2 separate regions of the Mus musculus genome follow, and region 2 is linked to region 1. A link is a loop called in an ENCODE intact Hi-C map of the cell type or tissue named here. Cell type or tissue: heart. All regions are shown on one strand. Each heading gives the region's core, and the rest is flanking DNA. Links, peaks and the distances in the headings are about the cores only. Region 1 overlaps Unc5cl (unc-5 family C-terminal like). Region 2 has its middle 44 kb from the start of Gm30419.

Region 1 (2,802 bases), core at 192-2,691:
CCCGCCCCGGGTGTTCAGTATTGCAGAACACTGAAAAGAGAGATGCAAACAGTTGAAGAAGAAAAAAAATAACCAGAGGACGGCAGAATTGAGAGTAAGACAGGATGCCAGAGAGGAAACCATAGAGGATGCTCTAGCTGCGGGGAGCAGCAGAGGTGCTGAGTGGGGGGCAGAATATGCAAGCTAGGTTAGAGGTGGGAGGAGGCGAGGGCAGGTCAGAAAGGCAGGGCATCACCAGGTGGTGGGTGAAGGAGGCAGGCAGGAGTAGACTGGCTGCTAAGTAAAAGGGACTCTGAAAGGCTCGCAAACAATGGAGGGTCGTCAAGGGAACTATGAGCGTGATCCAACACAAAATCATAAGCATACTTAAAGCATGAGGTTTTTTTGTTTTTGTTTTTAATGTTCATGGTTCTCGAGTGTGAGTTTGTAGCTAACACCTGTCTCCGTTTGCTTTCTATTGCGGTGATAAAGCACCATGACGCAAAGCAACATGGGAAGGAAATGGTTTATTTGCTTATCATTGGCGGCAGTCCATTTTGAAGGAAAATCAAGGAAAGGGCTCAAGGGAGGAATCTAGGGGGCGGGAACTGATGCAGAGGCCATGGAGGGGTGCTGCTAATTCCCTTGCTCTCCGTGACTTGCTCAAGCCTGCTTTAGTCTACCACTCAAGCTGACTTAAGAAGAGCGGAGCGCAGGCTCCTCTCAGCTTGCAAAGTCCCACCCTTCCGGGGAGGTAGACAAGGCTAGCGGGAGCAGAGCTCAGGGGTGGGGCGCAGAGGTACAGAGTGTGTCTCATACTGCTCTTGAGCGCTCTGCTCTCCTCTCACCACGCCCCTGTCCCGTGGAGACAGGTTCTTGTCCTGCCAGCGCAGTCCCGCCGCGGCCATTCTGGAATTGTTCGAGGAACAGAATGGCAGCTTGCAGGAGCTGCACTATCTCATGACCTCCATGGAGCGGCTGGACTGCGCCTCTGCCATCCAGAACTACCTAAACCGGTCTCCCCGGGGCAGCCCTGACAGGTTGCATGGAGGCACCTGGGAGAACCATGGCCTAGAGCTGGATGAGAAACTCTAAGCAGACTCCACGGCTGTGCAGGGTGCTTCAAGAGGCCATGCCATACCGTGCCATGCCTTTGAGCTCAGGATCAATGCCACAGTCTCAGGTGGACCGAACTGGAACCCGCAGCAAAGCCCGACAGCCCTGTCATCTGCCCTGCATCAGGATAGCTCTTAATCCTGCCGGCCAACTTTGTCCTGCGTGCAGATTCCTTCTTGGTCGGTAGGGGGCGCGGGAGTCTGGGAGATGGTCACAGCCAAGCAGCTTCTGAGATGCTGCTTAATTTTCTTGTGGACCTGTGGGCAGACCTCAGAGACTGCTCAGTCCACAAATATTCATGGAGCGCCGAGTCTCAGCACCAAGCTGGGATCATGAGGAACGTCGGCTTCTTTGGACTTGTCTTGGAGTCTGTTCTGCGAAATGAAGATGCACTCCCAGCCGGCTGAGAGCAACATTCTAGACAGTGTCTCCCTGTGGTTAGGAGATGTCTTGGGTGTGTAACTTTGTTGAGAAGGGAGGGCCCTGCGGTGGACTGGAACAAAGAGAAGTCTCTATAGAGGGTCTTGGGAGAGAACTTTGGCGGGGGAGGGGGCTCACCTCATTGATGTGAGGAATGGCCTCTTCTCCCTTCATCTCTTCACTTGCAGCTCACACTTTGTCCTCCTCCTCAGCCTTGTTTCTCTCATCACACAGGAAGCTGTGAAGCCTCAGGATGCGCGCCCTATGTCTCTCCACCTCCAGCTGAGAGTGTTAAGTTTCTGGCTGCCTTTTCTTGCACTTGCCCAGCTCAGAGTTGGCCTCTTTACTGTTGCTCATGTCTTCACATTGCTTCGTCTCTATCTAGTTATGGAATCCCATCTTTGTGTTTCTTTTTCTATTAGGAAAAAAAAAATCAGTCACTCCCTCAGGCAAGTGTCTGAGCTAATGCTATGTATTTCAAGGCTACTGAAAGAGCTTCGGCTATTCCAGGAATGAATAAGTAGAGACATTTCTCTCACAGATCAAGTTCCTCCTTAGGGGCAGGATTAAAGGACCCCCACCCCGCTCCGATCCAGTCAGCAGTTCTGGCTACTGCTACTCTTGCTTACCGATAGTTTTGTTCGTTTGTCCAAAGGTATACAATCCCTTTGGAGATAATAAAATTTCACTTGCACATTTAATGAAAATACTGGTACTTTTGAATGGTGAGCAATATTAATTATTAGATATGAAAATGCCTTTCTTCCTAACTTTGTTTTGCTAAGATTGACAAATTTGGACGTAGGTCTAAATTTTTAGTTTTTAAATATTTTACATGTGTGGGAATGTGTATGTGTGAGCGCAGGTGTCAGTGGAGGGTGGAGAAGAGGCTGTTGGAGGTGCAGGAGGTTGTGGATTGCCTGACTTGGGTGCTGGGAGCTGAGTTCTGGCTGTTCTACAAGAGCTGTATGTGATCCTTAAGCACCGAGCCGTCTCTCCAGCCCCCAGTGACTTGGGATCATAAAATCATCCGAATGAGCATTTTGCAATTTGCACTTCTGGTTTGAAAACAGACTGGTCACTCGGGCAGCTCGTTCCCCATTCTTGAAGCAAGCCTTCAGATTTGGGGCACATGTTTCCTTTTTCTGCAAGCCACACTTGTCATCGTCCCCCCCACCCCCACACCTTATTTTCCCGTCTCCCATCTCTACTGCTGGGCTGTCCAAGTGGGTGCCCTGGCTCAGAACTGGCCATTGAAGGGCACTTTCCTCCTCTCCAGCTGCCTTA
Region 2 (2,802 bases), core at 145-2,644, 71 kb after region 1:
CCAGGAGGGAAAGAAAAGGGGAGAGGAGAAGGAGGGAGAAGGAGACAGAGAGAACAGGAGGTCTCCCTTAGGTGAGATGGACCAGGAGCTTGTGGCCGAGTGGAATATCCCCTGGGGACAGACTGATGGCACAGAAATAACCCTGGCAAGACTCAAACAGCAAGCACAGCTGGGAAGGATGCAGCCTAGCATATAGGAAAATAGATTAGGGGTAATCCCCCAGTAATTGTATTAAGCTGATTAAATAAATCCATAGGACTCTGCCTTGATAATTGGGGTGGTGGGAGGGAGAGCTGGTGAGGCCATATTAATAACTAATACAGTTTAGTAAAATCCATTTACAGAGGTGCTATTGCCTTTACAGGCATTAAGGAGTCTCTCTATAGCCCTTTTCATTCCTTAAGTCAACACATATGAGTTGAGCACCTACTGTGTGGGGAAGGCATGTAGGTGGAAAGGCTTGGGAGCTAAAGACAGAACTCAGGGAAGGAGGCAGGGGCAGGTGTGTGTGTGTGTGTGTGTGTGTGTGTGTGTGTGTAAGCTAGAGAAAGGGGAAAAAAATCACAACAGAGCCCGAGCATTCAGCTCTTTCCTGAGACTGAGGAGACATTACAAGCAGCAGCTCACCGAGAATCCTGCTTTCTTCCATCCTTCTTATTTGCCTGAGCTCTGAGTGCATCACAGGGTCAATATGGCAGCTGCATTGCACCTTTCGAAAGTGCCATCCCGACAGGAAGGCCTCTCCTTGAAGGGTTCTCTCTCCCTTCTTTCCTGTTGGCTGGAAAATGTTAGTGAATTTTTGGGGGTCCAGTTTAAATGTCTTCCTTCCACTATGCTGTGAGCATGGTCCACCTTCTTCTAAATTCTGGTTTGATTTTCTTCCCCTCCTCATTACGGAGCTCCTATATTGTCACTAGGCATCCCAAATCTTTGTACATATGAGCAAGTCCTACTGACATTCAGGAAGCAATGCCACACACACAATGGAATCTCCTCAGGCAAATCTTCGTAGAGGGACACTGGTGTTTCCCACAGCAGGCAAGCCTATTCTTATGGTCTGGAGGCTTAGAGGCTCACAGAGAAGAGAGGGATGCAGCTGGAATTGAGAAAGTTCCTGAATAGAAATGACCTCTCTTTTTAAGGTTGAGTTGGCTCAAATGTGTGTGTGCTCATGTGCGTGCGTGCATGTGAGCATGTCTCTGTGTGTGTGAGTTAGTGCAGGTGCATGTGTGGAGGTTATAGGACAGCCTAAGGTGTCAATTCCTCATCTCCCATCTTGTTTTATTGTTAAAAAAAAAAGGTTTTTTGTGTGTACATATGTGCCTGAGTGAATAGTTGGTCACTATATGCATGCAGTACCTGAAGAGGCCAGAAGAGGGTGCCAGATCCTGCAGAACTGGAGTTATACTTGGTCATGAGCTATCAAGTCCCAAATCATCTGCAAGAGTGCGAGGGCTCTCAACACCAGAGTCACCTCTCCAGCGCCACTTTCTATCTTGTTTGAGACACGTGTTTTTATTGTTTGTAGCTGCTTCTTTCAGGTAGCCTGCCTGTGAGGTTTTTTTTTTTTGGGGGGGGTGTCCTCTTGCCCCCACCTCCCATTTTGCTGCAGGAGCACTGGGAATTACTGAGGTATGAGGCTGAGTCTGTCTTAGCCACCTGAGCCATCTCTGCAGTCTCCGCTTTGTGTATTTTGATTACAGATTTTAAACACATTTCCTGGCAATTTCCTTAGGATGAGCCTGGTTAAACAGAGTTGGGAAAGTTCCTAGGAATCCCGTTGGTCAATGAAGCGTGGGGCTGTCGCTGAGGCTGGTAGTGTGAGTTCATGGTTATGTTTGTTCTTTTTCTCACTGCCATGAGAACGCAGTGTGTAACTGACAGGAGCAACTCAGGGAGGGACGAGTGCGTCTTTGAGGGTCTAGTCCTTTATGATGGGAAGGCTTGGCGTCAGGAAGACATGCTATTGCGCACACCATCAGGAAGTTTTTCAGGAAAGCAGGGCTGGAGGTAGGGTGAGGTGGGGTGTGGGGTGTGGTGTGCTTTGGGGGATGATGGCGCTCAACTTACTCTCCCCTTTCTGCAGTTGGGAGCCAGCCTATAACGCAGTGCCACTCACAGTCGAGATTTTTTTTTTTTTCCTTTTTAGTCAAATATTTCTGGAAACACTGACACAGACACACATAGATGCTCTAAATCCATTCAGATCGGTAGTGGAGGTGGACCATGGAAGCTGCGTTTGCTCTCTGAGGCCCTTTTTCTGCACCCTTCTCTCGTAGACCCCGTGACTCGCATGACACCCCTGTACTCTTCTCTCGGAGACCCCGTGACTCGCCTGGCCCACAGAACACACTCAGCGAAGAGCTGCTGACTGAATAATCCTCCTGCCCCCGTGCGTCTCCTCCTCCGTAGTCGTCACTGACGGACTGTGGTGACATGCTTTAATTAGACTGGCATTAAAAATGGAGTCCTGATGAGTAAACACGCTAATACCGAAAGGAGGCGATGATTCAATAGCTTCCAGCCTCCCAAGTTTAATTAATGCTCCTGTGAAACCATTGCATGTTTCTTGGATTTAATGCTTTAAATATTATTGGATTCTCACCATGGAGGGAAAACTGAGGAGAGTTTGGGATGCTCTGCCTTCTAGGATCCCCTGGAGCCCAAAGATGGTCATCCACATTTCAGAAGCTTCCTTCCCCAACAGTTACTCACTGGGTAATTTTGGTCCACTATTTGCCTTTTCTTCAAAGCTTGGCTTTGAATATGAGTAACTCTGTGGTCTCTTTTCCTACAGAAGCT

Evidence for each region. Peaks named below come from ENCODE experiments on the same cell type or tissue, not always from the same donor. Only the 100,000 strongest peaks of a DNase experiment are listed, where the experiment ranks them.
Region 2: it touches region 1 in a loop (2.4-fold over the local background); 1 of 42 quality-filtered maps calls a loop at or near these places.

What each region holds. Positions count from the first base shown.
Region 1 is chr17:48,466,465-48,469,266 of GRCm38, forward strand. Unc5cl (unc-5 family C-terminal like) reads left to right here. Exons shown (of 9, transcript NM_152823.4): 9 at 852-2,222. The coding sequence ends at 1,074. Among named protein-coding and RNA genes, the nearest start is that of Unc5cl, 13 kb to the left of the region's middle. In heart, for the core only: a CTCF peak has its summit at 1,273 (motif pointing right); a DNase peak (open chromatin) is centred at 1,217; H3K4me3 peaks cover 1,210 bases; H3K27ac peaks cover 428 bases; H3K27me3 peaks cover 921 bases.
Region 2 is chr17:48,537,158-48,539,959 of GRCm38, forward strand. It overlaps a transcript of Unc5cl not described here. Among named protein-coding and RNA genes, the nearest start is that of Gm30419, 44 kb to the right of the region's middle. In heart, for the core only: a CTCF peak has its summit at 1,374 (motif pointing right); no DNase peak of the experiment used is centred there.